6 separate regions of the Mus musculus genome follow, and regions 1, 2, 3, 4 and 5 are each linked to region 6. A link is a loop called in an ENCODE intact Hi-C map of the cell type or tissue named here. Cell type or tissue: heart. All regions are shown on one strand. Links, peaks and the distances in the headings refer to the core of each region. The heading gives the core; the rest is flanking DNA. Region 1 holds the start of Dedd2 (death effector domain-containing DNA binding protein 2). Region 2 holds the start of Erf (Ets2 repressor factor). Region 3 holds the start of Megf8 (multiple EGF-like-domains 8). Region 4 holds the start of Gsk3a (glycogen synthase kinase 3 alpha). Region 5 overlaps Cic (capicua transcriptional repressor). Region 6 overlaps Lipe (lipase, hormone sensitive).

The links. A loop is a pair of places that touch in the nucleus more often than their neighbours do. Peaks named below come from ENCODE experiments on the same cell type or tissue, not always from the same donor. Only the 100,000 strongest peaks of a DNase experiment are listed, where the experiment ranks them.
Region 1: it touches region 6 in a loop (2.1-fold over the local background); 4 of 42 quality-filtered maps call a loop at or near these places.
Region 2: it touches region 6 in a loop (2.5-fold over the local background); 10 of 42 quality-filtered maps call a loop at or near these places.
Region 3: it touches region 6 in a loop (1.8-fold over the local background); 8 of 42 quality-filtered maps call a loop at or near these places.
Region 4: a loop joins it to region 6, with 2.6 times the contacts of the local background. A loop is called at or near these places in 10 of 42 quality-filtered maps.
Region 5: a loop joins it to region 6, with 2.2 times the contacts of the local background. A loop is called at or near these places in 5 of 42 quality-filtered maps.

Annotation. Positions count from the first base shown.
Region 1 is chr7:25,219,360-25,224,142 of GRCm38, forward strand. Dedd2 (death effector domain-containing DNA binding protein 2) reads right to left here and starts at 500. Exons shown (of 5, transcript NM_207677.3): 1 at 405-500. It overlaps Zfp526 (zinc finger protein 526), which reads left to right and starts at 2,066. Exons shown (of 3, transcript NM_175436.5): 1 at 2,066-2,145; 2 at 4,756-4,783. In heart, for the core only: no CTCF peak of the experiment used is centred there; DNase peaks (open chromatin) are centred at 602, 1,312 and 2,012; H3K4me3 peaks cover 2,951 bases; H3K27ac peaks cover 2,489 bases.
Region 2 is chr7:25,248,590-25,253,372 of GRCm38, forward strand. It overlaps Erf (Ets2 repressor factor), which reads right to left and starts at 2,169. Exons shown (of 4, transcript NM_010155.3): 1 at 1,990-2,169. The coding sequence starts at 2,011. In heart, for the core only: no CTCF peak of the experiment used is centred there; DNase peaks (open chromatin) are centred at 932, 1,442, 2,212, 2,732 and 2 weaker places; H3K4me3 peaks cover 3,446 bases; H3K27ac peaks cover 3,557 bases.
Region 3 is chr7:25,314,661-25,319,443 of GRCm38, forward strand. It overlaps Tmem145 (transmembrane protein 145), which reads left to right. Exons shown (of 15, transcript NM_183311.2): 14 at 39-245; 15 at 737-1,535. The coding sequence ends at 985. Megf8 (multiple EGF-like-domains 8) reads left to right here and starts at 2,504. Exons shown (of 41, transcript NM_001160400.1): 1 at 2,504-3,033. The coding sequence starts at 2,847. In heart, for the core only: a CTCF peak has its summit at 1,952 (motif pointing left); DNase peaks (open chromatin) are centred at 431, 811, 2,161 and 2,991; H3K4me3 peaks cover 3,138 bases; H3K27ac peaks cover 2,384 bases; H3K27me3 peaks cover 1,043 bases.
Region 4 is chr7:25,237,084-25,241,866 of GRCm38, forward strand. It overlaps Gsk3a (glycogen synthase kinase 3 alpha), which reads right to left and starts at 768. Exons shown (of 11, transcript NM_001031667.1): 1 at 295-768. The coding sequence starts at 577. In heart, for the core only: CTCF peaks have their summits at 2,325 and 4,153; DNase peaks (open chromatin) are centred at 718, 1,278, 1,398, 2,318 and 2 weaker places; H3K4me3 peaks cover 2,416 bases; H3K27ac peaks cover 2,730 bases.
Region 5 is chr7:25,276,385-25,281,167 of GRCm38, forward strand. All of the region lies in intron 2 of Cic (capicua transcriptional repressor), which reads left to right. Among named protein-coding and RNA genes, the nearest start is that of Gm45974, 7.9 kb to the left of the region's middle. In heart, for the core only: CTCF peaks have their summits at 1,986 (motif pointing left), 2,187 and 2,831; DNase peaks (open chromatin) are centred at 2,487, 2,907, 3,337, 3,807 and 1 weaker place; H3K4me3 peaks cover 3,426 bases; H3K27ac peaks cover 3,527 bases.
Region 6 is chr7:25,376,524-25,381,157 of GRCm38, forward strand. It overlaps Lipe (lipase, hormone sensitive), which reads right to left. Exons shown (of 10, transcript NM_001039507.2): 9 at 4,003-4,433; 10 at 3,004-3,650. The coding sequence ends at 3,438. It also overlaps a transcript of 4732471J01Rik not described here. Among named protein-coding and RNA genes, the nearest start is that of Cnfn, 9.1 kb to the left of the region's middle. In heart, for the core only: CTCF peaks have their summits at 969 and 3,116 (motif pointing left); DNase peaks (open chromatin) are centred at 727, 3,458 and 4,138; H3K4me3 peaks cover 2,225 bases; H3K27ac peaks cover 1,522 bases.

The DNA of each region.
Region 1 (4,783 bases), core at 455-4,454, 160 kb before region 6:
TAGACCCCACCGGTCCACATCACTGTCGGGAGGACCAAGCCCAGATGCCCTTTTCTGAGTAGTACGTTTCGAACTTGCCACCGACTGACCTAGACGACCAGCTCGAATGAGCTACATGGCCCATTGCAGGGCACCTTGTCCACTGCCCGGTGACTTCGGATGGCAAATGTCCGGTCATAGCCCTCGGGTTCTGTCCACTAGTACCTTCCTGCTAGCTCCAACATCCCACTCAAGTGATACCTTTCAAAAGTGACCCTCGGCCCCCTGCAAGTGGGACCGACCAAGACAACCCTGAGCGCCACACAGGTGGTACTGTCTGAATCCGACCCCCCCTCCCTGAAAGGGCGATCGATCCTGCCCTCACCCGAGCACCCAAGTGGTTCCAGCTACCCTTCACCAGTCACCTTTAGGCCTCTCTTATCCTCACCAGATTCCAGCGTCCGATGACTTCTGGGCGACGGCCGCAGCCACTTGTTTTGGATCTTTCTGGCACCTTCTCTATTATTACGCCTGCGTCACCTCGCTCCTCCTCTTTCGCCCAACTCGCGCAGGTGCGACCGCCACGCCCCTACAGCGCAAGCGCAGAATCAGACCTCAAGCTCCACCCCTTCCAGGACTCCAGATCCGCCCCTAACCCAAGCGTCCGGACTCTCCCTTGCTGCGCTTGCGCAAGAGCAAAACCTCGCTGTGTCTTGCTCTTGATGGTGGTTTCAGGCTCGGTGTGTGTCCCCTGAATCCTATGACACGACCTGGTGGAATTACTCATCCCACAGACTACCTCTTCCTCCTGATCACGTCCTAGACACCCACATGACCAGTGCCAACAGCTGTCAGCGCAAAGTAAACCAGTCACGAGGGTCCCGACTCCCTGGAGCGCTCAAGGCTCATAATCAGGACTTGTAATACAGTATGCCCCATTCTGGTGGCAACCAGAAACCTACAACTCAACTCTGCTGTCTCAGATCCTACATGGAAATTCTTGCTCATACAGCTCCCCAGCCCCAATTTATAAATTCTCCAGTCGCAAGCAGCAGAATGATACCTCTTCCCAAATCTCAATAGACCTTGCCACCCCCTGTGTGCAGCACATTCCGAAGACGTCCATCAGCACCTCCTATCATAGACACCACACCCACGGTTAGAACAGCCTTTGTACAATCGCTTCTGAGCCCTCTTGAGTCTTGGAGCCACCCAGATGCCCCTCCTAACCTGCACCTATGAGAGCAATCCTGTCACAGAAGTGGAGGCTAGGGTGTCTTCATGTCCCCTACACGAGGCCTTGAGCGTGACGGTCGCTCCTCCTCCCCCACTTAGGTGACTCAAGGTCAGGGCCAGCACGTGCCTAAGACAGGTCTCTTCTAGGACTGGTTTCCACCCCCGGAATTGTCTCCCTAAGGGGCGGGAGGCTCTGGCTCAATGCTGGCTGTTTGTTTCCCTTTTCTGGGCCTTAGCTTTTCCACCTGTGAAACGGATGGCAGTGGAGTCCACGGTATGGGCTCTCTGTGTGAATATCATTGAATCAGACAAAGAATGGGAGGAAGGGGAAAGCTATTTATAAACGGTAAAGCTTCTATGATGGGTGGGCTATAGTGAGTACTACGGTGTATCAGGCCCCGAGCCGAACATTTTTATGTGTATGACAAAATTCAATGCCTTCAACAACCTTTCAGGAGATGCGATTCCAGTCCACTTTGCACGTAAGCAAAAACTGAGGCGGCGCAGGAAAAGTACAAGTGTGTCTGGCTTTTTAGTTACGCTGTCAGAAACGCTCAGTCTCTTCTGCTACGAGATAACACCTGTCAAAGTCTCGCACCGCCACGTTCATTTGTGCGACCTCGCTCTATAAGGATGCACACTTTTCTCCGCTGAATTTTCAAACAGCAGGAAAGGAGCGGCCCCGGAGAACTGCGCAGGCGCCTCTCCTGGTCCCGGACACCGCCTCCAGGGCACTGGTGTCTGCGTGGAGAAACTCGCGGAGCCCCGCCTGACTCCCAACACGCAGGCGCGAGGGCGCGTGCCCTGCGCTACCAGCTCTGATTGGCTGCCTCTCCTGAGAGCACCGCCCAATGGGAGGCGTGGATAGTGAAGGGTCCTACACTACTGGAGTGGAGGGTCTGTGTCAAGAGCGGCAGGGGCTGCTTGGAGGTAAGAGAGATGGGTGAGGGCGCCGCAGGGCGGGCGGGGAAGAGAGCGCTGGGTGTAAGGAGAGAGTGGAGGAAGAGGGAAGGGTACGCTCAGGGTCGGAGAGCCTTGGGGCCTGCGCTTGGGGCTGGAGCAGCGCGGGATGATCGACAGCTCCTTCCTGTGTGCCCTAGAGGCGTCGTTGGATCCCCTGCTTGTGCTGGCCTCAGCTTGAGCTCGCTTGCACACCCCACCCCTGCAGGGGGCTCTCACGCTGCAGAGAAGAGGAATCTGGTAGGAGGGAAAAAAGCAGTGTAGCGGGAAAGTTGAACTTTCAGGCCCCTGGTGTAGGTGCTTAGATCTCCTTTCCGTATACAGAGGTATTAGCTGAATTCCACCTACCCCCTGACACGGTGTAGGACTGGGAGGGAAAAGAATGCAGGCGGAAAAGTGTCCATTTCGGGATACCTGTGCTACTTTCTAGAAGGACAGTGTTATTAGGATTGTGTGCAAGTTAAGTGAGTTTTGGAAGGATTGAGTTGGATGAAATTCAGAGAGCACATAGGATTGGGTCCTGTGCACCATGTTTTTCTGTGTATGAGCTCATCCATACTTTGTAAAGTTTGGGCATCCGCTCCTTACCTGCTACAAGCCATGTAGCATGCTCTGATCCAAGCCAGGGGAGTTCTGTCTTGGCAGTGAGGCTGTAACTAAGGCAGAATGCTAACCTCCCCCACCCCCAGCCCATTTGATTGTTTCTAAGAAAATCCTTTATGGACTGGTTCGGACTTAATGAGGAGCCAGGCAGGTGTAGTGGCACCCGCTTTCAATGTCAGCACTGGGGAGGGAGAAGCTGGTAGATTTCTGTGAGTTTGAGGCCAGTCTGCCCTACATAGTGAGTTCCAGATAGGCCAGGGTTACAAGATGAGATGCTTCAAAACAGAGCGCACTTAATGGGGTATTTGGAATTGGTAGATAAGGAAAGTTTGGTTCCTGAGCATTTAGCAAGTCATTTATCTGCAAATGGTTTATTGGTCATCAACTAATAACAGGGCCTTGTACTGGGCTATGTATCATGGAAATGCATAAAATGGGTAGACATGTAGTGTGCACAGAGATGGTTAAGGTCCCAGGACATCGTCTATAGGGAGCCTTAACTCGTCACTGAATGAGTCTGTGTATTTACTGTGTGCTGGGCACCTTTCTTGGCACTGGAAACACCTCGGTGGTGAAGAGGCTAAGATCCCTGCCCTCTGGGAGCAGTACATGAGCAGCCTGTATGCCAGGGCTACCAGCTAAAGTCTCCATGCTCCTGGCATGAGCACAAGTAAAGAGGTAAGGAAAGTGGCCGATGGCACTTGGGAGGCAGAAGAAACAAGGCTGAGAACCAGACGTCCCCGTGTACATACTGAGTGAGGTCAAGGCCAGCCTTTGTACATAGACTGTCTCTACAAAACAGAACCAGCAAGGCAGTGGCGGCGCACAACTCTAACCCCAGCACTTGGGAGGCAGAGGCTGGTGAATCTCTGTGAGTTCAAGGCCAGCCCAGTCTACAGATCTGAGTTCCAGGACAGTCCAGGGCCACACAGAGAAAATCTGTCTCAAACAACAGCAACAACAAAAACGGGCCATCTTGCTGGCCCAGGAGGTAAAGGCGTGTGCCTTGCAGCCCTGATGACCCCAGTTCAATTCTCAGAACCCATATACCATTGGGAGGAAAGAATGGGCTCCGAATGCCATGAAGTTGTCCTCTGTATGCTACATGTATGCCATGACGTGTGTTCATGCATGCAGGCACACAGTAACATAAACAATGACAAAAAATGGTGGCGGTAGGGCTATAAGGTGGCTCAGTGGGTAAAAGCAATTGGCACTGAGCCTGATGACCTGAGTTTGACGCCAGAGCCCCATGGTGGGAGAACCAGATCCTGCAAATTGTTATCTCACTCCACACACATGCTCCCCCCCAGCCCCCCACCCCCCGCAATTAAAAAAAAAGTATAACAGTAAATAAAATCTCCTTAAATTGTAGGTCTTGGAGCAGAAGGCTTAAGGTGGGTTCATGGAATGGACTGTAGGCTCCTGTTGTGTGAAAGGGGTTGGATTAGGTTGAGACCAGACTAAAAGCCTAGGACTTGGACTGTCAGGTTGGAGAGTTTTGTATCCCTGGGGCTAAGTGTGGAAGTACACATACAGAATCCCACTGCTGGGGAGGCTGAGGCAGGGTCGCTCTAAAGCTACCCTCTATTGCCCAGTGAGTTTGAGGCCAGCCTAGGTTGCAAACAAACCCAAGCATTGGTGTTTGTTAACCAAGTGCCTGGCCTGCCGTAGGCCTTGTGGTCAGTCTGACTTTAGTTCCATTTTACCGGTGAGAAAATTGATCTCAAGGGAGAGGAGGTAAAGTGGGAGAGCTCAGACTCAAGCTGAGGGAAGTCTAGTCCCCGCTGTTCCCTTAAATGCTTTGCTGTGGGGCTACAGGAGCGGAGGAAAGGTGTTACACAGAGGAACTTGCATGGGTAAAGGCTGAGGGGCCAGAAAGCTCAGAGACGGAGAGGGAATGGGAATGTTTGTGTGTGGGCTTCTGAGAGGGCAGAGTTAGAGGCCAGGCTGCAGGGTGTCCATACTGTCTTACAGATACCTGACTATAGTGGCTACGACAGAC
Region 2 (4,783 bases), core at 392-4,391, 130 kb before region 6:
CCAGCTCTGCAGCAAGAAAGCTTGAGGGTGCAAGACCTCTCGAGCATGGGGGTCCAGTGAGGCTTTAAGAAAGCAGCTGCACTGAGAGAAGGGCTCCAGAAACGCAGACAGGGTGTAGAGGTAGCTGCAGACAGGAAGGACATGATGGCTGGGTCCCAGAAGGCACACCTGGATATCCCAGACTGTGCAAGCCTGGGTCGGGACATAAGTTCTGGGAAACAATCCCCAACTTAACATGACTGCCTAAACTTTTTATGGGAATATAGGGGTCAGATTGGGGGGGGGGGGTTTGAGGAAAAATACATCTGCCTCCCGGGGGGCCTCAACACCTCCCCCACTCCAGGCAGACCTCGATGGCGCCAGAGCCGGGAAGAAAACAGGAAGTGGGAAACAGCCACGGCGGAGCAGAAAAACGCCGGGATGGAGGATCGGATGGAAGGGCTAGCAGTGGCCAGCAGTCGGAGAAACAGACCGACCTCGAGGCCGTTCTGGTCTCTCGCCTTCCCTTGAGAATCTACACATGACTGGGACCCCAGACAGGGTTGCAGTGGCCCTACAGGTTCCGTCAAGCCAAGGCCCGTAACATAGAGGGAAGACAAGGCGGGGTTGTCTGGGCGCCTTGGTCCCCTCCCCGGTGAGGCGAGGCTCCTGCTGCCCCCAGGGCCCGGCAGCTCACGAGCCTGTGGGAGTCGGGGAGTGGGGAGTAAGTGGGACGCACGTGACTGACCCTATGGCACTGCACACCCCTACCCCACTCCCGACCCCCTTCCTTGGCCCCAATCCCCTGGCGCCGGAGCCCTGCTCCGAGCCCTTTAAGAGCCGCCCCCACCCGCCGAGCAGGGAGGTGGGGTGGGTGGGCCGGTCGGGGCACACACCCGCACATAGGAGCCGGAGCCGCGGCCGCCGCCGGGGGAAGGAAACAAGTTTGAACAGCGGCGCCCGGCCCCCTTCCCCCTCCCCTCGTCCCCGCCCCGGGCCGGATTCCGACGGGGCAGACGGGCAGGGGGCGGCGAGGCCCCCTCCCCCCGCGCGCCCGGGCGCAAAGTCCAGCCTGTGCGAGCCCGGGGGCGGCGGGGGAGGGGAAGGGGGAAAGTCCGAGTGGGAGGGGGGGTTAATCCTGCTGCCCCCCGCCCGGCGATGGGGGGGGAGGGGAATCCTGGCCCCTTAAGGAGGAGCAACTTGGCGGGGAAGAGAGGGGCGGAGGGAAAAGACGGCCCGCTGAAAGAAGCGCAGGATCGGGGAGGGGGAAGGACGAAGGGAGAGCCTCTGCATTCCCCCCCCCCCCCCCATCTTTCCCACCCTCCTCAACTCCCAGCCTCCGCCCGCGCCGGAGGAGGGTACCCAAGTCTCCCCTGAGCCACCTTAAAGCCGCGCGTTCTAAGGTCGGAAACAAAAAGTTCCTTTTTCGAACGTTCGGGCTGCGCTTTGGAACTTTGCGACTCAGTCCGGGCGGGGGAGCGAGGAGACGGACGGGGGAGGGGCGGTGCAGCCCGGACCCCGAGTCCCGTGTTCCCCTCTCACGCCCAGCTCCAGGCCATCCCGTATCCCGCTCACCGGGTGCTGGGCACGCGCTGCCGTGAAGGTCACGGGCCGGACCGCGCAGCGCAGAACCGAGCATAGCGGGTCCCTGTACAGAACCCCCACCTCGCACCGCACACGTCCCGGCCCCCGGAGTGCAACGTGACAGAACGACAGGGAGGGGACTCTGCCACCCCAGTGATCCCGGGAGAACCCAGGTTGCCGAGTCCGGGAAGGGAAAGCCCAGCACCCGCAGCACCCATACCATTCCGAAAGGATCCACAGAATTGGGGCTCCCAGGCAGCACCCCAGCTCGCGCCTCTAGAAGCAACAGGTCTCGAGTGCTTGGGGGTCCCCAAGAACTGGGTATCAATCGGGCTCCCCAGAACCCCTTCAGCCCCCACCCAAAGTTTTCCCTCCCGGTTTCCCGGGGCAACAAGTCTCCCCCACACGTGCTGCCCCCGCCCCCACCTGTGTCCGCCGGGGTCTTCATGCTGGGGGGCCCGGGGCAAGGCGCCCCAACTCCGGGCCGCTGCTCCTGGCGCCCGCGTTGCCCCGTCCCGTCCCGCGCCCGTTGGGACGCCCTCGCCGCCGCACCCGGCCTCGCCTCTCAGAGCCTCTCCCCTCCCCGCCGCCGCCTCCCGGGTTAATATCGCACTCCGGGGCCGGGACGCCCACGCCCCCCGGCCGGCGACGTCACCGCCGCGTCGCCATGGAGACACTGTGCCCGCCCCCTCCCGCGCACTCACACACGCTTGCCGGCGCGCAGCCACTGAGGACCGGCCGGCTCTTGGCTTAAAGGGGCCGCGCGGCGGGGGGGGGGGGGGGGGGAGGAAGGGCAGGGAGGGGCTGGGGAGGTCCTGGGGGTCACGACCCTTCTTGGAGGCTCTAAGTCAGAAGAACTTAAGTCTTCAGCACTCAGTACCTGCTGCCTCTCTTCTGCCCTTTCCTGGCTCCAGAGTTTCTTTTGGGACCTTTTTGGAGGAAAGGAATTATATGAAGGGGGACGATCAGAAATTTTTGTGGGGAAGGGGCAGAGTCTTCTCCGCAGGGGGGCGGAGTCTGGATCTTGGAGGATGATCAAGAGCACAGCCATTTCCCAGCCTGAGTTTACCCAACCCCCTCAACCCCGAGCCTGAAAGAGGGCAGCTGTCCAGGGGTGGGGTGGAATGGGTGGGAAACATTTCCCAGCATCGGAAATGGGGAGGCGGCTGTACCCTCGACTCCTGTGGAGATGGGGTCTTGGCCTTCCTGATAGACCCAGTCCAGCTGGGGAGGAAGTGACCAGAATGCATTCGGGAGCCCCCACAATCACCACTGTCCCTTAGGCTGCAGCTGTCCTGGGAACGCGGCCGGAGGTACCCCCACCTCCACACTGGAGCAGGGGGTTCCGGAGATAGTGCCAGGATGCTGGGGGCGACCCAAGTCTGAACAAATGTGCTCCGGAGGAGCATTGGGGGTCGCCAGGAGAGAGGAAGACAGGGCTTAAGACCAAAGGCCCGAGCGTAGGGGAAGTGTTAAGTCTGTGTTCGCTGCAGCAGATAGGAGGAATGGATGGAGCCTGAGGCTCGGGAAACAGGAAATCGGGGTACCGATCGGATGCAGGTAGGCAGCCTGCTACTGGGTAGAGGGGAAGCAGAGCTATATTCTCATAAACTAAACCTAAACAGTCTCAGGGAAATAATGAAAAATAAACCAACCGGAGTTACCAAAGGAAGAGATAGGGGACTAGGAGACTGAAAAGATGATGAATCAGAGCCGTGAGATGCGGCAAGCAAGAGGGAAGGCCTATCTGGCTCAGGCTATAGGTGCTTAAGGCTTCAAACCCAAACTTCTCCGTTGTTGGGTTCCTATTCAGCCTTTAAACCAGCTCACGGGTGCTAGAGAGAAGTCTCATGCCTCCTCCTTAGGGAGACCATGGCCTCCAGGGAAGTGTCACCCCTTTGGGAATTATGTAACCTTGCCTACGGACAGTGCAGCTCCCCACGGATATTGTAACCCTCTGGGAGCAGCGTGGTCCAGCAATAATCATCATTGTTACAATAACAGCTCTCAATTCTTAGTGCTCACGATGTGCCAGGCTGGGAGCCAAGCATTGTCTGTAACATCTTCATACTCATAAAATCCCAATGAGGGGCCTGCTATTGTAACCCCTACCACAGATTAAGAACCAAAGGCTCTTTCTTACAGGGGAAATTAATCTGCCAAAGTCCTATAGCAAGGAAGTGCTGGGATCAGTATTCAAGGCCTGATCTGTACAATTCCAGTTTTGCCATTGTACTTCACTGTTTAAAATAGATCCGTAACACACCCCATGTCCCCATTTCCTGACAACAAAAACAGACTTGAGTGGCAACCCTACTTCTCCTACCCACTCTCTTACCTAAAACAACGGAAATCACCTCTTTAAGCCTCGTCTGTAAAAATGGGGCTATTTTTTAGGCCCTGAAAGATAAAAGATTATTATTAAAAACTGGGTTGTGGTATAAATGTACAGTAATAGCCAGGTGATGGTGGCGCACGCCTTTAATCCTAGCACTTGGGAGACAGAGGCAGGCGAATTTCTGAGTTCGAGGCCAGCCTGGTCTACAGAGTGAGTTCCAGGACAGCCGGGGCTACACAGAGGAACCCTGTCTCCAAAAACAAAAACAAAACTAACTAAATAAATGTACAGTAATAATTGGGATGGGGTAATAGCTCAGTATCTTTGGCATGCTTGGGAGTCCCTGTTACACTGCCAGCACCAATAATTAATTAAATAAAGCTATGCACACTAGCTCACTCCTGTAATCTCAGCTCTCATGCTGAAACCAGAGGACCGGTCCATTTTAGAGCCAGCCTGGGCTACATGAGAGTTCAAGGCTAGCCTGTGCTAAAACATGAATCACTGTCTCAAGAAACCAAAATAGGGAGGGTAGAGAGGTGGCTCAGCAGTTAAGAGCACCTCTTGCAGACAACCCTAGTCAGTTCATAAGACAGTATTTTAGGCAGCTCACAACTACCTGTACCTCCCACTCTTGCCAAATCCAATACACTCACCTATCTTCAGCTGACATTCACATTCACACACACACACACACACACACACACACACACGCATACACATTTTTTTTTCTTTTCTTTCTTTTTTCTTTTTTTCAAGACAGGGTTTCTATATATAGTCCTGGCTGTCCTGGAACTCATTTTGTAGACCAGCCTGGCCTCGAACTCACAAATCCACCTGCCTCTGCCTCCCAAGTGCTGGGATCAAAGGCGTGCGCCACCA
Region 3 (4,783 bases), core at 220-4,219, 62 kb before region 6:
GGACACTGCTTCTCTAACCTGTGCCTGACTTTTCTCAGATCATGACCCGCCCATCGGCGGCCAACAAGAACTTTCCGTACCACGTGCGAACTTCACAGATCGCCTCCGCTGGGGTCCCTGGACCTGGAGGGAGCCAATCAGCAGATAAAGCCTTCCCGCAGCACGTCTATGGAAACGTGACGTTCATCAGCGACTCGGTGCCCAACTTCACGGAGCTCTTCTCCATCCCCCCGCCAACCTCCTCTGTAAGCTCCGCAGCCCCGGCGCCCGAGGAGCTGCTGGCGCCGCCCCTGGAGTACCTGACCCCGCTCCCCGCCCCGCCGCCACCCCCTGCTCATTGGCGTCTGAGCCCACCCCTGGCCTTCCGTACTCCCCATGCCCCGACGCCCCGCCTCGACCGTCCCCCGGCGCCCGCGCCCACCCTGCCAGACTGGGTCCTGGCGCTGTTGCGCACGCCCCCGAGGACACCCCGCGCTGTGCCCCCGCCGCCTGCCTTCCGAGGCTGGTCCCCATCTCCCCCACCGCCTCCAGAGTTTGCCCGGCGCACCCCAACTCCACCCCTTGAATACCTGGCCCCACTGCCCAGGCGCCCAGCCACCCACTCCTTCCCTGATTGACAAGTGCGTCCATATTTGGGGTGGTGGGAGTCCTCTAGGGGGAGGGGGACGGGCCTTCGGGGCCGCTTTTGCTCCCCCGAGGGTTCTGGGCAGCCTCTGACCCTGACCCCCCATCCCAGGCCGGGAAGCAGGTGGAGGAGACAGCGGTGGCGGCGGCGGTGGCCCCGAGGGGCCGTGTGGTGACCATGGCCGAACCCGGCGCAGCCTCCCCGCCCCCACCCGCTCGGTTCTCCAAGGCGGTCGACTCGGGCTGGGATGGCCCGACGCCGTCCTACCAGCCGCTTGTGCCCCAGACGGCGGCGCCGCACACCGGCTTCACCGAATACTTCAGCATGCACACAGCCGGGGGCCCTGCACCCCCGGTCTGAGCATCCCTTCCCCGCCTCTGCCCCACGGGCGGCGCACCGGGCCCCGGCTGGGCTCCGGAACCCCGTTTCTCTCCCGGCCCAAGGGCTCGGCCATGCCAGGCATCCCGCGCCCCTCCCACACCCCGCGCCCACTTTGGATGCGCTGCGTCCCGCCCCTTTCCCTCTTGTGCCAAACGGTCCCGCGGGAGCCGTTCTCCGCGTCCCCTCCCTCAGCCCCTGCCCCGAATGGCTCCGGAATCTGGACTCCCGCTGTTCCGTGATCTCCGCCCCCCTGACCCCCTTCGAGACCTCTGACCCTGCTGGACTCCGGAACACCCGTGACGACCGCCTGGACCCTGCCCGACCCTCCAGGACCCTGCGACCCTCGAGCCACTGTTTAGAGACGGATATTGTGAAGTTGGTCTCTACTTTGAAACCCTCCTTGGGGTTTGTGACCTCGGACCTGTGCTTTGTCCGTCCATCTGAATGCCAAGGACCATCACATGGTCTGTGGCAGAAAGACGTTTTCTCTTCTTGCCAAAATAAAGAGGATTCGTTGAGTTTTTAATCTATAACATGGTTTCTTTTCCATCTTAGCTGAAAAAAGGAAAAGACGTGTTTCCTGAATGTATGTCAGCGTACTATGCGCGCACATTGTGTAGGAGAAGGCCACAAGAAGGCGTTGGATTTCCACTATATGGGTTCTGGGAATCGAACCAGGGTCTTCTGCAAGGGCAACATGCTCTGAACCACTAAGTCGCCTCTCCAGCTTCTTTTATGTATTGATGGTGCTTTAAGTCATACGGGTCTCACTGTATCCATCTAGGAAATGCTATTTTGGTCTGGAGTCCCTTGCCTTCATAACTTGATATTCATGTTGATCCTGAATGTAGAGCACAGAAAATAACCATCTAGCACAGCTTTTTACCGCTCCTTTATGTTGCCTTTCCTTTCGCTAGCAGAGATAGAGGCGCCCTCCAGTGGCAAAGGCTTTGCTCAGCCAATGACTAGCACAAAACGCGATTTTGGGTTACACTCTTAGCAATACGCATGCGTAATTCTCTGAGCTGAATTCCTATTCTCGCTGCGCAAGCGACTGGGAACAGATGGGAGGAAAGTTTCCGGAAGTCTTCCTCGAGAAGGGGTGGAGCCAGGCGCTCCTTAGTCCTCTCAGGGCCGCTCTGACCCGCCGCTCTTCCTCTTCTCGCCTCCTCCTAGCCTGTCCTCCCCTCAGAGGCTGCGCGGCTCCCGCCCCCTCGCCCTCTCAGCGGGTCTTCCTCGGGCCGCTCTGGCCCGGGAGTCTCCAGGTCTCTCTGATCTAGCCCATTCGCCTCGAGTGGGAGGAGCGGGTGGGTAGGCATTAGAGTGAGCCCTGGAGATCCGGGCCGGGACCCCGAAGGCAGGCCCCGCCCCCGTCTGGAGGGGTCTCCCCAGGAGTCTCCGGGCCAGGCAAGTTCCACCCCGCACGCTCCATGGACCGCCCAGCTGGGCTGTAGAGCACATCGCCCCTGGAAGACTGTCTATACGGTCTGTTTTGGCCTTGCAGCAGCCTGAATGTAATCACTGGATACCGTTTATGGAGTCGGCGCCCCTATGGGGGCTCGTGTCTATAGGGGACCCTTACGGTCCCTAGGGGTCAGCCCTATCCATAACGACTTCATATCCAGGGCCTTCCATGGGTCTATAGGGCCGGCCCCTCGGTTTCAAGAGCGCATCAACTGCGGCCCTTTCCTTGGCCCGGACTGCGTGGCTGGTACATCCTTGGACTACAAGGCCATGCTACGTCTGTAAAGGTTGCATCTTGCAGGGCCTCATTCCCAGAGGGTCTTCTCCAGGTCTTCACGGCCCTTCCCGTCCCTTAGGGCCAGTGCCTAAGGCGGCGATGGCCTTGGGTGGAGCTCTGGCCTTGGCCCTTGCACTGGCCTTGGCAGTGCTGGGACCGCTGTCCCTCAGGGTCCTGGCTGGTGACTGCAAGGGGCAGCGGCAGGTGCTACGGGAGGCGCCAGGCTTCGTGACGGATGGTGCGGGCAACTACAGCGTCAACGGCAACTGCGAGTGGCTTATCGAGGGTGAGTGGGGCCGCGTGGGTCACTCACTCGGTTGCTAGTTCATTCATTTGTGCGTTCATTCACTGAGCACATTCCTAGAACCCGGCTCCATTCCAGGACTCTTGCTGTAAAATGTTGGACATCCAGTGTTGCAGCCAGCTTGGGCCCTAACTCTGATGGGAGGGAATGTGCCAAGAGTCACAGTAACAAACTAGGAGTATTTGTGAGGGGTGTTTTTCTTCACTTGATCCTGAATGTAGCGCACAGAAAATATCAATCTAGCACAGCTTTCTACCACTCCTTTATTTTTGCTTACTTGTAAGTCCACTCATGCCTTTAATCCCAGCACTTGGAAGGCAGAGGCAGGCAGATTTCTGAGTTCGAGGCCAGCCTGGTCTCAGAGTGAGTTCCAGGACAGCCAGGCCTACACACACAAAAAAACCCCTGTCTCGAGAAAACAAAAAACAAACAACAACAACAAAAAGTAAGTCCACTCACCTGGCTTAGGATCTAGGCTCTATTTCATATGAGTTTCGTGACTTTGGATGGATGAATTTCGAAGGCACAGTTTCTTTTACTCCAAATGGCCGCAACAATAGTACTTAGTTAAAAGGAAAGGAGTCAGATATTTAACACATTTGATATCTGGTATAGTATATTAGTCAGGGTTCTCTAGGGAAGCATAGCATAGAATGAATCTTTATAGAAATGAGATTAGAATGGCTTATAGTCACTGTGCGGTGGTGGCGCATTCCTTTCATCCCAGCACTCCAGAGGCAGAGGCAGAGGCAGGCAGATCTCCGAGTTTGAGGCCAGCCTGATCTACATACTGAGTTCCAAGACAGCCAGAGAAACCCTGTTTTGACACCCCCCCTCCCCCAAGTAAAAAGAATGGCTTATAGACTGTGGTCCAGCAAGTCTGATAAAGACTGTTTACCAAAAAAAAATCCAGTAGTAGTAGTTCAGTCCACATGGCTTATGTCTTACCTGGTCTTCAGTATATGCCAGAATGCTAAAGAGAGTCAGTTCTAATGCAGACAGGAATTAGAAGATGCTTCTGAGCAAGCCTATGTGCTAAAATCTAGTATGCTAAAACAGATAATAGAAGAAGCCAGGACTAGTGCCAGAGGCAGGAGTCGGGGAGGCTTGTGAGTTTGAGGACAGCCTGGGCTACCTCAAAGTGAAGGACTGGACTCCTAGTTAGAGTGAGAGCAAGCAGGCCAAGAGCAAGAGCAAACTTCATTCTTTCATGTCCTTTATACAGGCTGCCAGCAGAAGGTGTGGCCCAGATTAATGGTGGAGCCTCTCACTTCAAAAGATCTGGATTAGAAGTGGGCCTTCCCACTTTAAGTGGTTTAGTTAAGGGAAAAAACAAACAAACAAACAAACAAAAACAAACCCTTACAATTGTGCCTAGCTATTTAGCTTTTAGTTAGTTCCAGATATAGTCAACCTATCACATGTAGCAAATGTCCATTAAGTGCCCTTAGGGTTATTGTTGCATTTAAATACTTCAATAAAACTTAGTCGTTCATGTGCCAGAAATTATATATGCCACCATGACATAGCAGAAGACCAGGGACCTCCTTCCCAGCAGTGCTTGCGGGGGAGACCGACATACTAACAGTCACATACCAAAGTACTCCCCTGGGAGAGCCCAGAAGAAGTACATGATCTGGGAGAGAGGAGAGCAGAGAAGATTCTGGAAGAGATGTCAGAGCTGAGACCTGAGGGATCTATGTCTGTCAGCCAGGAAGCGAGAAGCAGAACA
Region 4 (4,783 bases), core at 224-4,223, 140 kb before region 6:
CCTCTGATCCTAGTCTCCTGTGGATGGCAACGTCGTCAAGTACTCGAGACCTTGATAACTGGAAGAATAGGACCTGTGACCTCTGTTTCTTGGGTGTTGGTAATTCTGAATCTAAACTCCAAGTGATGGTAAACCCTCAAACTCCTTTATCTCGGAGACAGAAAGCTCCGATCCTGGCTTAAAGCAGCACGGTGACCTCGAGCTTCTCTCTGGGTACATGAAAGAATCTGGTTGCCGTTTGATGCGCTTGGGAAACCCAGATCACCACCCCACAGGGCGCCCCTAAGTACTCACGGCCCAGCTTCACTCCCGGCGGCGGGAAGCTAGTGCCCGCGCCGGGGCCACCGCTGCCTCCTCCGCCGCTGCCGCTGGGGCCACCCCCGGAGCTCGAGGCTCCCACGCCCCCACCCATAGCCCCGACTGACGCTTTCCCGCCGCCAGTGCCTCCTGGGCCAGAGGCCGAGCCCCCGGGGCCGCCGCCACCACCTCCGCCTCCGCCTCCTGGCTCCGCGAACGAGCTGGTCCGCGCCCGGCCCGAGCCCCCAGGGCCGCCTCCCGAAGGCCCGCCGCCGCTCATGGCGCCGAGCGCAGGCCCAGGCCGCGGGGCTCGGGCTGCCTGGGCTGCCCCCGCCGCTGCCTCTGCCGCCGCCTCCCCTGGGCTCCGGCCTCTTCCAGGCCGCGCCGTTCGGGCTCCGGCTCCGGCCCAGCGCCCGCCGCGGGGCACGCCGGGAGATGAAGTCCCTCTGCCGTCGGCTTCGTTGTCACCACCCTCGACCCGCACAGCACTCTGGGAAATGGAGTTCTCAAACCCTCAGAGTAGCTGACTGCTGGGGGCGGGGTGTGACGGCTCGCGCTGCACACCGGGAAATAGAGTCCTGGCTAATGTCACCCGACTCTGCCAAAAGCTAACTTGGAAGCACTTTGAAAAACACAGTCAGAGCCACACACTCACTACACAGAGGAAAAAGCAAGTCCCTTAGAGTATCTCAGAAACGAAATCTTAGCCACTCCAATACTGAGCAGCATCCAAGAATGATGCACGCCGGGAAATGGAGTCCAGCCACCCACCCAATCTGTGGGCCATCGGTGACTTCCTGCACCGCGTGCATTCTGGGAAATCGAGTCCGCACCCGTGAATACTTAGTACTCTGGCTGTGAAGCACACTGGGAAATGGAGTCATCACCACGCCCTCACCGCATTGCAGGTGTAGAATGGTTGATAAAGCACTATAGGAAATGAAGTCTCAGATGCTCCTCAAACCTTAAGTAGATACTGTAACTGGAAGGAACTGATAGGAAGTAGAATAGGCATCGCGCTCTCTCAGGCCAGCTAGCAGCGTCGCAGTTCCTTCCGGGAAATGTAGTCGACACCAAGAGTTATGCGCGTCGCTTCAATGAGCCTGGTGTCTTCTGGGAAATGAAGTTCAATATTGCCTCACCATTGACGAGGCTGATGAGAGCTACCAGCAACCAGAAGCATGCTGGGAATAATCCACAGTAGACTCTGACTCTTCGTGAAGCTAGGCTCTGGGGCTTCGTGGGAGCTGTAGTCCAAAGGGAGTACTGTGGCTGAGAGTGTAGGTGAAAGGTTAAGGACAATTGTTCCCAAGGGAGACTATAATGTGTTACAATGTCTTCTCTGATCCCTAGGTCTAAGACCTAAACCGATAAGTGAGTGCTAGAAAAAGTAGTCCCAAGCAACCACATATAGAGAAGAGAATAACGTCTCCTTACATTCTCAACGGATTTAGTACAGTAAACAGTCCCGACTATGCCTCAGAACATTTGTTTTCCGATAGTCTACCTTTTTCCCTAGCAATATGGTTAGGACCAAGAAGATGAGCTGCAGGATTTAAAAAAAGAGAGAATTTCTGTCCTGAACCCCCAATTTTTTGCGTCTATCCTCTTCCTAGATTACAGGATTCTAGATAATCTGAATGAAGGGAGCCGACTACACGAAGGAGTTTCAGCTTTCTTGAGTATGTCGAGTCTCCTGTTAATCAATTAATACCCGGGAAAAGTCGCACCAAAGTAGGAAACTGGGGGCTGGGGGGGGGGCGCAGAGACAGAGGTCAAAATGCTGTCAGCTCTCGTGCCTCAGAAACGGAGTCTGTGCTCTACTTTACTCGCAGCCTGTGTTCGTCCTAATTGTTGGGGCTTTTCTGAAGCCTACAGTACTGTCTGCTCAGTCATTTCCCTATTGCAATTCTCAGTGGACACGGAATGGAGACAGAAGGTACTGCTAGCGCTTCTAAAGACTACGTTATCCAGAAGGCAACGCACGGGTACTTCCGCCCTCTTCGCAAAGCCTGCAGACGCTTCACGCTCGACTGTAGAGGGAGTTTCTGGAGTAACACAGTCGCATGGTGGCTGCCGCCCTCTGACGGCTGCTCCCAGTTGAAAAGTGAAGTCAAGCCCCTAGGTATAGGATCAAAGAATCTCACTAGGCTATGTAGCAGGATAGAACACATTATTTAACCGCCAGAACTCGTGGAACCTGCCCAGGGGACCGTTCTTGGCATTGAGATCTGTGCGGCACTGGAGAGCAAATTCAAAGATCTGTAAGATGTTTCCAAGTGTCTAAGCAGGTTCTAAAGATGTTTGGAGGAGTTGATGGGGGTCCATGAAGAGATTAAAGACTTTGATATAAGCAATGTAAAACAATTGTTTGGGGAATTATAGAGAACTCTCAAGGGAAACTTATGAAAGGTGTGAGGGAAAACCTCTGGGCTGCCATGAATGAGGAATGGCTAAGAAACACAAGGAAGAGACGTTGGCCTCGAGAGCCATGGAGATACTTTGGAGGAGGGCTATTACAAATGGGATTTTAATTGGAATGAATTCATTTGTAAAAGTCGTGAAAGGTGTATGGAGGACTTTCTGGTTGGAAGCAAAGATCTCAGGGACAAATGTCTTGTTTTTGTTTCTTTCGAGACAGGGTCGCATGTAGCCCGGGGTGCCCTCAAATTCACTATGAAGCTGAAGACATCTTCCTGCCTGTACTGTGCTTGGGTTACAGACTAGTGTTGCCAAGACAGTTTTCTGGTGATGAGAATTGTGTGTGCTAAGCAAGCACTCTACAAACTGAGCTACATCCCTAGCCCTCTGTTCTCTTTTGAAATAGGGTCTTAGGGGCTAGAGAGATGGCTCAGTGGTTAAGAGCACCTTCTGCTCTTCCAGAGGTCCTGAGTTCAATTCCCAGCATCCACATGGTAGCTCACTACCATCTGTAATGAGATCTTATTTCCTCTTCTGGTGAGTCTGAAGACTGCTATGGTGTACATAAAATAAATATTCTTAAACCACATCAACAATAAAAAAGAAATAAGGTCTTAGTGCACACCTTTAGTTCTAATACTTAGGAGGTAGAGGCAGGCAGATCTCTGAGTTCAAAGCTAGGTTGGTCTATAGAGTCCCAAGGCTACATAGAGAAACCCTGTCCTAAATGACCAAAATGGAAGAGCAGCAGCGAGGAGGAGGAGGGAGAGGAGGAAGAAATGGGGTCTTGTTCCTTGTAACAAGGCTAGACTCAAACTAGCAGCAATCCAACTAAGACTTCCCAGTACTGAGGGCAAAGACACGTGCCACCACACTAAGTTCAGGGCATCTTTTTGCAGGAAATGTTCCAGACCTCTAAATGGATTCCGGTGGGCGATTAGAGACTGGAGGAGCTGCTGTTCTTAAGGCCAAAAATCACCTGTGACGTCCCACACAACCGGAATCTGGGACAACAAGTTTGATTAGATCATGGCCTGTCCTCTGGAGGGGATCTGAAGCTGAACTCTTAGGAGCCATGTGATTAGAAGTGCTTTGAAGGCCCAGCAATGGCTGTGCATGCCTTTGATCCCAGCAGGCAGGGGCAGGCAAATCTCTGTGAGTTGGAGGCCCGCCTGATCTCCTTGTGTGAATTCCATGATGGCCAGGGCTACACGGAGGTACCCTGCCTTAAAAAAAAAAAAAAAGACGATTCTGAGTGTTGCTGCTGAGACCACTAGCCAGTCCTGCTTCTTTCTTGCAATGACAACATCCGCCTTTCTGCATCACCCCACTAGCAACTCAGCTGCATCTATGTTGCCAGGAGATATGTCTCATCCCAACTTCCAGAAATAACCCAGTGGTTCCCACCCCAGGGAATGGCTTACATCACCCAGGAGAGGGAGCAGTTGCCCACAAGCTGCCACAAGAGCCTGTTTCCTGCCAGTCTTCCCGGTCCTGGTCAGCATCAGGCTGGAGAGCCCACTCACTCCAGGGCTGACTGACACATGCTGAAGTAGAAGTGCAGAGATGGGTAGCCAGTTCAAGGTTCCTTCTCCCTCAGGGCTGCACAAGGTGGAGTTTTATAGTGAAGCCAGTCCAACAGGCCCAGAGTTCTCAATTCCCACTCTTATCTCTTAGCAACCTATGGCCTTGAGGGAGCCCCTTTCCCCTTTCAGGGCCTAGGGCATCACACCTGCACTGCCCAGGTGGGGCCGGCATCCTAAAGCACCCAGAGCCCGGCCTCTTCCTGATTGTTTTATCTCCTCAAAGACTCAGCACTGAAAGCTCCTGGTTTCTTAGCTCTATAGGCTCCTCATCAACCAAATTCTAAGACCCCAGATCCCTCGATCTGGACTCCAACTGGCTTTCCACTGGAGAATCCAGCTGTTGTTAAGACATTAGATTAAGCGCTACTTTGTCGAATAGCTCAATTCTAGGTCTACAGGCAAGTTTAATGAAGCCCTTTGTTGCTGAATGCTTAAAGAACTAAAATGTGCTGCGGTGGGGCCTGAGCTGGGATGTGTGT
Region 5 (4,783 bases), core at 477-4,476, 100 kb before region 6:
CTTACCTGGGCTTCAGCCCTTGCCTAGCTTTCAGCCCAGCTTCTTCTGTCTTGGCTCCCAATCGAGGGAGGGGGTTCTGTGTCTGCTGTGGCCTCCCCTAGTCCTCCCTTTTCATTTAACTTTGCCCTTGTTATTTTTGCTGTTGTTGCTTCTGAGGCAAGGTTTCATATAGCTCTTGCTGGCCCTTGAAGTCTTTTATGGTTGTTGGTTTTTGTTTTGTTTTTTTGTTTGTTTGTTTTTGAGACAGGAGTTCTTTGTATATCTCTGTCTGTTCCTGAACTCTCTATGTAGACCAGGCTGGACGTAAACTATAGATTCCCCTGCCTCTGCCTCTTGAGGGCCTCCAAGCCTGTCCACTTTACACGGTACTGGGATTGAACCCAGGGCTTTCCCCATACTTTTCCTCATTTATAGGCCAGACTGATCTTGATCTTAGTGTAGTCCTCCTGTCTCAGCCTCTCAAGTGCTGGAGTCAGATCTGTGTGCTTCCTTCCACGTTCAGTTCTCTCACATTATTTAGATACTCTTGCTGCCTCTGTCCCAGCCTCATACCCCTATTCTGTGCATGTCAGTCTCTCTCTCTCTCCCTTAATGTTCACAGATTTGAGAGAGTGTGAGAGAATGTGCATGTGTGTGTGCCACAATGAAATTGTGCAAATCTGAGGACAACTTGTTGGAGTCAGTTCAGTCCTTTTATCTTTATCATGTGGCCTGTGGGAATCAAACTCAGGTAGCAAGGCTTAGCAGCAAGCTACTTTACCCTCTGAGCAGGTCCAGAATCTTTAATCTTTTTCAACTGGAGGGCAGTGGCCAAACACTAAGCCTCCTTCCCCTTTCCTTCTTTTTAAAATTATTAGTGTGTGAGGGAAGCAGAAGACAGTTTTGTGGAGTCTGTTTTCTCCTTGCACATTTAGGTAGGTTCAAGAAATTTAATTTTGGTCGTTTGTACAACAAATGCCTTTACCTGCTGAGCCACCCCCCACCCACCCACTTTCCCATATCTTAGAGTATAGGGAGGTTGTCCAGGCCTGGGGGCTCCTTCTTGGTCTTTTACAAATGAACTGTTTGTTATTGCCCCTGTAACCTGCTTAGACATGTCCGCGGGTCTAGCTTGTACATCCACCCACCATACACCTGTTCCCCACTGGCAGGAAGACGGGGGCTATATGGGCAAAGCTAGGAGATCCGGCTAGAGTGGGTGGCAGGAAAGCAGGTCTCATGTCATCCACCTACCTGCTAGAGGGCATGACCCAAATACCCCATCCCAGTCTTCCAGGGGACACATTTGGTGTTCAAAAGACCAGGTATCACTATGCCATGATCAGTGGGGGGAAAATGAGTCCTAGAGAGGGACTGAAGGGGTTGAACCTGTGTCACCCTGACTCCCTGTGGAACTCACATTCTTCCCACTAGGATACCCACTTTCTCTCCAACAACGAACTGGTATCAATTCCAGTTCATTTTTCTGCTGGCTGCAGGGCTGAGCAGTCCCAAGGCAAGTGAGTGGGAAAGGCAAATACAGGATGTGACAGGGGAGAGCTAAGAGTATTCCTATCAGAGGAAGCCAGAGGTCAGGACAACTCTGGTTCTTGTAGACTTACTTGAAAGTTCAGGTAGGGGTGTCATAGAGCTGAAGTATGTGGAATAAACAGAGTTCAAGGTCGTGAAAGAAAGGATGAACATGCATGACCTCTTCGTAGTTAGCCAGAGCTCCAGACTTAGAGGTTGGTTGCAATGGGGGCTGAAAAGCTGGGGCAAGTGTAAAACTTAGAAACAGTTTAGAGCTGGTAAAGTGAAGGTTGGCTCTTAAGGATCAGATCTCAGTAGATTATCTGAGACGGGAAGAATCACAGAAGAGCGTTACATGAGGGAGATGATAAGGAACTTTCCTGAGCCTGTAGGAGTCTTGGTAAGAGACCCCAAACTCTCCAAGCTTAATAGTTTCTAGCACCTGATTACTGAGAGGGATCAGGCTGCCTCCTCGTGGCAGCTGGCGGTGGGGCAGCAGACGCACGCATGCGCGGGGGGCGGGGGGGGGGGGGAAGGCGTGCATCCCGAAGACCCTGGCGCCTGGGCATTAATGGCTCCATTAGTGGCCGGGAGGGAGGCGCATTAGCGGCGGCGACGGCGTCTGGCTCCCATTACCACCGGCGGCAGCGGCTGCACCGCAGGCGGCTGGACCCTAGCCCGGCGCACCGCCTCCTCCGCCCGCACTTCGTCCCTGGTTCCCGCTCCGCACGAGGGCGCGGGTAGGAAACCCCAGTCTCTATTTCGGCTGAAAAACTGGAGTCTTGACAGGCTTGGGTTCAGATGGCGGTTGCGGCATCTCCTGAAAGCAAGATGTTCCCCCGCCTCCAAGCCCGTTGCTCGCAAAAAAGACAGGAAAACGGTGCACCTGGGGCTTTGTGGACACAGACAGACCGCGCCCAAACTCGTCTGCACCTATGGGTGCGGATTCCCGCGCACCCTTGGGGGTAGATTACCACCTCCACCACGCTAGCAGCGGGACTCGGTCCTTTCTATTGGTTACTGTCGCACCTTCCGACCGCCGATTGGCAGAGGCTCCCTTCCTCACCCCACCCCCGCCCTCAGTGTAGTTAACCCTTATGTGGCTAGGTCCTCCGGGCTGGGTGCCCCCCCCCCCCCGCGCCCCATCCCAGACAGACTGGGTGCCAGCTGGCCCGCGCCCCGTCGCGGCCCGCGTGGGTGTCAGGCCGGCCGGGCACTCGCCCGCCTTCCAAGCACAAAGCGGCTTTGTAGGGCCTGTCGGGGACTGGCTGGGAGCCAGGCGGCTAGTGGAAAATCTCGTGAGCGCTCTGAGAGTAGGAGAACGTAGGGCGGCGCCCCCTCCTCCGCCGGGCGGTGGCGCCTTCCACTGTTCGCGCCGAGTAGCCCTCCCAGCCCCGGAGCCTGCACACAACCACTCCCTGCTCTCGCACCTTTCCACCCCCAAGCCCGCATCCCACTCTCCACCTGCAACCTGCTTTTCTCCCAATCCCTAGAGACACCCCCCAACTTCTCCCCTCTCTCGTTTCCCCTTTTTCTCCCTGCCTACCCTAGCTTGGCGCACACTGACTCACCCTGGCGCTATTTTTAGTCCCCCCCCCCCCATCCCTGTGGAGCCTTGCCAGCCCAATCCTAGGCTTGTTCCCCAGGCAACTCTGGCCGTCGCCGACGCCTCCCGGGATGGGTGGGTGGGTAGGTGGGTGTGTATGTTGAGAGCGGGTGAGGGAAGCTGGGGACACCGGGGTGGTGAGCCGAGCCCGGACCGGGGCGGGGAGCAGCCAAGGGCGGCTGGCGAGGGCGCGGTGCCTCGCGGGCTCAATAATTGGGGCCATGAGTTCCGAGTGAGTCGGCCTGTCCCTGGGTCTGTCAGCATCCCTGGCAGCTTGCCCCAGGCGTCAGGGCAGGTCTTGGCCTGCACCACCCCAGGTGGCTGTTGATGTGTTTGGGTTCTGTCCCCAGGTCAGGATGGTGTGTTTTGTTGGGAGCTACTTAGTTTTGGGCTAAAGCTTTTGTAGAGTTGATGAGAGGTGGTGCAGAGGGTGGCTCCCACTATAGCCCTGCCCAGTACCTGTGGTGGCAAGTGAAGGATGGCTGTGTACCTCCTCTCACATAGGGCTGGGGCCCCGGTTTAGGGAAACCCTCAGCCCTTTCCAACTTGGGAGGCCCCAGTTAGGGTTGGGTATGACTGGAGAGGGGGAGCTGTTTGGGGGATAGGATCTGCTCTTTCCCTTTCACTCGTAATCCACCCCCACCCAGGGTTCTTCCACCCTGAACAATAGAAGCTAAGTATAGGGCTGGCCCAGTGCCCAGGGCAGGGGGGCCCTTCCCGCCCGGATTCCAGCCCCTCCCTGCCAGGCAGGGCCCCCACTTGGTTGTACCCTGCCCCGAAAAGGGCCTCTTCCTATCCTTTTTCCATGGGTACTGTGTGTTCCACCAGATGTGCAATCTTCCCAGATGTGAGGCCCTCTTTTCCTGCTGTGCTGTGCTGTGCTTGGCTTTTTCTCACCCAACAGAAGCAGGGAAGTCTGCCTTCTCCGAGCTCTGTCCCTGGGCTACAATGCAGTGGGGAAGGGGTTAACTTGCCAGTAGGTGACTCACTAAGACTCACAGTTGGGGAGAGGAGGGGCAGCAGTGGGGAGATAGTGGGCCACATTGATTTCAGCCTCACATTGCAGTCCCTAGGGCAGTGAGGTAATGGAGGGTCTGAGTCAGGGGCTGCATAAAGGGGAGGGGGCAGTCACCTAATAGTCCCTTTGGTAGCCCCTCTGGGCTGTCAGCCAAGTGACTGGCCCTCTGGAGGTCAGAGGGTTACAGACCTGCCTGTCCCCTTGGGATCAAGTGACTCAGTTTCTTGCCATCTCCTGCCTTCAGCTTTGTCAGTGAACAGGGCAAGTTGAAAAGGAGGATTGCCTGCTCTTGATCGACCTACCCTTGTGTGACTGTTACCTGTCCAGTGAACCCAGGTCTCCTCTTCTACTCGGGGAGACCCCAGACCCTGGCCTGGGGGCTGCTTGCTTACTGTACTATATTGTCATTGTTTGATCTTGTTTCTGGGCCTTTTGGAATTCCCACTTGTGTCCACCTTGAGTGATGATGAACACTTGAACTTGTTCTTGAGTATGTAAAGCCCTGGCTGTGTGATCATGCATAATTTATTCAGCCTCTTTGAGCTTCATCTTCTCTCGTAAACACTAGGCATAAGGCTGATCTCTCTTCCTAGGTGGCTGTGAAACATCAGTGAACAAGATAACATATACAGGCTTCCACCACAGGGCTG
Region 6 (4,634 bases), core at 635-4,634:
CCCTGGGGTCTATCCTCAATACTGGAAAAAGAGGGGGGAGAGGAAAGAAAGTAGAACGCTTGGAAACACCTCAGGTACCAGAGGCCCAAAGCTCTATTCTTGGCCATTCCGACCACGCCTTCAGCCGGCCTGGCTCTCTCCAGAGGACCTGACATTTCTTAGGGGCGCTTTCCTGAATGGGCGGGGCTGCAGTCCATGTAGGACAGCGATAGGCTCCCAGAGACGTCATTCTCCGTTAGTTTCAGCCAATCTGCCAATAGACAAGAAACCTGCCCCATAGGGATCGGTTCGGTTCGACTAAAAGCCGAAGGTACGCGAGAGGAAACCAGCTCTCCTGGTTGGTCCAGGTAAGTCCTTTCCAGAATGACCAGTATTGGGATTTTGCGTACAGCCTGGTGGGAAAACAGCCGGCCTTGTAGTGGAGGAGTGAGGGAGCTTAGTCAGGGCGCCACTGGACAAGCTGAGTTCAGGGATGTGCAACCTTAAAAATGTACCCATTGATTCTACCTTCCTTGCTTGTCCTGCACGTCCCTCCGTTCATTTCCTGCTGTCATGAATTCACTCACGATTCCCAAGTCATTCACTCACTCAGCGCTCACTCACTCACTCACCCACTCATTACTTAAACATTTCCTGGGCTTTCTGGTGTGCCAGGCCTGATGCTGGGGACCTTGGTGATCAAGATGAGTCAGACCTGGGCCCTGCCCTCCAGGGAGCTCAGGTCAGAGGGGACGACAGGCATTGATGGTCAAGGGTGTGAAGGGGTGGGGGAGGCACAGGAATCTTTTTGCGGGGTTGCCATGGTAGGAAAGAATTTCCAGAGGAGGGGCCACTCACTGGAGCTGACTCTTGGAAGAGTACTAGGTGGCGCAGAGGTTGTGAGAGGGTTTCAGCCTGTGCAAAGGCAGGGAGGCCTAGAGGTTCATTAATTGCCATGCTTAGGTACGGAAATAGAAGATTCATGCTGTCCCCATAACCACCAGGGGAGCTGTAAGGCAATGAGGAGGTGGGCAGCAGCCAGACCTAGGAACTGAACTAACGCTCTCTGTCTGTCTGTCTCTGTCTCTCTTGCTGTGTGTGTGTGTGTGTGTGTGTGTGTGTGTGTGTGTGTGTGTGTGTGTAAAATCGACGGTGTTAGTGCCAGGGATGCTAGTTAGCCCAGCTCTGACTGGGCTAGGTTAGAATAGGAACCAGAGCTGGAGATATCATTAGACCAAGAGGTGGCTCTCTCCAGAGCCTAGGGTGGAGCCTGGACCCGGGCAGAAGCTGAGACAAGTGGTAGAGGCAGGAGGAGTGTTGGGTGAGCTAGGAGGACAAAGGGGTTTCTGAGACAAGGCTTGGGACTGCTGTTCATCCTAGGGTCATCCATACTTGATGAACTAGGAGCAGAATGGAGGTGTATTTAGTGCCCGGATATAACTCCTTTTGAGAATTCTAGGTTAAGTTTTTTTTTTTTCAGGGTCTCACTTTGGACCATAGTTTGGGGCCAGCCTGGACTACACAATGACCTTACTATTCACTATGTAGCCTAGAGTGGCCTCAGACTGATGGAAGTCCTGCTTGAACCTTCCACCTGTTATAGGTATGAGCCACCGTGCCTGTCTTTCTGTGTCAGGTTTTGATTTAGAAGTTACCTGGGTAAGCCCCCTTGAGGGAGGGGGTCCCCTGCTACCCTCTCCTTTTAGAAGCCAATTGTGTCTCTACATCTAGTCTCTCCCTTTCTGACACGATTAAAACCTGTTCCATCTTCTCTGCCCCCCACCCTGTCAAGTCAAGGTCCCGTCAATCATGTCTCGCCCTTTTTACTTCCGCAGACATGTGGTGCCCACAGGCTCAGTCCTTTATCCTTTACTCCCTTTCAGCCCAGCACCTTTGGATGCCAACCTCCCATGACTCTGGACGAGGTCTGTGACATCACATACACGTTCATGGGTGAGGCTCTAGGATAGCATTTCAATCAGTCATGGGCCACTCCTTCCTTCTGGAAACTTCCTCTCCAGCCTCTTCTCTCCTGCCTCACTTCCTCTCAAGCTGATCCTCAGGGCATTCCAGCACTGGCCCCTTATGCCCCATTCCTTTATTGGGGGCCATAAGCGTCAGCACTTTATTCTGGCCCTCCTCAAATCCTGCCTTGATTATTCTTTCTAGAATGAACCTAGTTCTTTGGTTCCAGCTAGAGTGAGCTCCCACGCCTCTCTCCAGTCTCCTGGGTGTTCCTCAGATCACCTCTGAGCATCCCTGAATCCCAGCATCATCACATGCCCTTGAGCCTCCTTCTAGGGACCAGGCTACCTCACTGTCCACGTGTTTCATGGCTAGACCCAAGAGTCACGCTTGCTCCGTTATAATCTAATCCCTACCTTAAGTGAGTCTTACTTCTGCAGGCTTACTGCTGGCTCTAGGATGCTCCAGCCCAGGCCTTGCCTTCACTTGTCCCCAAGCCTTTCTTGCCTCCTGGGTCTCAGTCCCTCACCAGTGCCTCAGCATGCTCTTCAGTGCTCTGATCCTCACAACGATCTTGGTAGCTCAACTATAATCCAGGCTCCTCCCCAACTCCCCACTTTACACGTAGCTTTCTGGTATGGAAGCCTGGATCACCGCTTACTGTCATGCTTCTCTGCCTAGCAAGTTTATACTCATTTTCAAAAATTTAAAAACGATGTGTATGTGTATTTTGAGCGTATGTGTTTGCTCACCATGTTTATACCTGGTGTTCTTGAAGGCCCTGGGACTGGAGTTACAGTTGTGAGCTCCCAGGTGGGTGCTGGGAATTGAACCTGGGTCCTCTTGAAGAGCAATTAGTGCTCTTAACCACTGAGCCATCTCTTCAGCTCTGTGCTCCTCTATTGAAGGTTAAGGTCATTCATCATTGCACTGACCTCTTGAACCTTGGACCAGCAGCTCCAAGGGCAGACTTCGGGTCTAAATCGTCTCGCTAAATCCAGGGTCTATTGGGGGCCAGGCTGATGGGACTTTAATGACAATCACAGGCAGGCAGAGCTTGCATATTAGGTGGTTTTGTTTGTGAGCAAAGCTAGAGTCGGGGTCCACATATTCTAATTTTCCCTTTCGCAGCAACTTTAGTTCAGTGCTGCCATCTGCTGGGAAAACACACTCCCTATTTTTAAAAGGCCTAGTTAAATAACTTTTATTTACAAAAGGCAAAACCGACTAGCCGGGTCGGTCACAGCAGCAGAAGGCAGTGGTAGAGTGCAGATCCAGCTGTCTCAGTGACAGGTGTGTGTGTGTCCCTCCCCCAGGTTCAGCTTTTGGCCCCTGTCCCGCCCCACTTACTGTCTCAAGTTAAGGCACAGCCCACTCCCGCCCGCCCAGCCCGACTGAGGGGGCCTGGAGCCCATCTCGGAGCGCACTCATAACGGAAGCCCGCGCAGATGGGAGCAAGAGGTCTTTTAGTGCCGCCCCCCGCCGTCCCCAGCTCAGTTCAGTGGTGCAGCAGGCGGGGTGAGGATCAGCCGGATGCGCTGCACGCAGAACTCCGTGGCCTGCCGGGTCTCGCGACACAGTGCCGCCAGGCTCAGGAAGCCATGCGGCAGATCTTCTACCACTTTCAGCGTCACCGGCTGGCCCAGGTCGCGCAGTCGCCGCGCGAACATGACCGAGTCATCTAGCATGGGGTCCAGAGCGCAAGCCTAGAAGAGAGTGGTGGTCAGGGTAGGAGGGAGGGAAAAGCACGTGCACACAGATGTGAAGGTTGACCGAGGCAGGGACGGGGGTGGGGGTGGGGGTGGGGTGGGGTAAGGGTGGGGTAAGAGGACTTGGGGAGGGAGTGGGCAGAGAACACGGTGGAGGCGGTGGTTAACTTAATCCTCCACCTTTACCCAGTCCCACCCATATTTTCCACCTGCTCAAGCCTCCTGCCCAACACATCTATCTGCAAATGACAAGACTCCCTGGCCTGGCTGGCTAAGTGGTACTTGGCTAGCTCTTTTCCCCAGGTCGCCCAAGTCACATCCCACTGCCCTCCAGCGGCCTTGTTCTCACCACAAGGTGCACAGGCGGCAAGGTCTTCAGCATGCTGTCAGGGGCCAGCAGAGGAGACATGAAGGGGTTCTTGACTATGGGTGACGTGTAGAGGGGCATGTGGAGGACACCTTGGCTTGAGCGCCGGGGGTGAAACCCCTCAGGGAAAGCAGCGCGCACGCGGGGGACTCCGTCCATGGGTCTCACTTCATCTTTGGCTTCAGCCTCTTCCTGGGAATTCCCAGGCCGCAGAAAAAAGTTGACATCAGAGGGTGTGGAGGGGCCAAGTGTCTCCATTGACTGTGACATCTCGGGGCTGTCTGAAGGCTCTGAGTTGCTCAAGTCCTTTATTGTCAGCTTCTTCAAGGTATCTGTGCCCAGTAAGCCCTCAGGCTGGGCCAGGGCTGCCTCAGACACACTCCTGCGCATAGACTCCGTGGGGCGCACAGACTCTATAGGAAAAGCAAAGACAGAGGCTGCCTGAGGCCAGAAGATAAGCCTGGCCGTGAGTAGGGTGTGTGGATGCCAGACAGGGGGCAGTCCGGGACCAACCACCCCCTCCAGAATGGGACATTTCTGTATCCAGGGTTGCAATCCTAAGGCTGGTAGTCTTGGAGGTGGGGCTGTGTTATAGTGGAGGGTGTGCATGTATT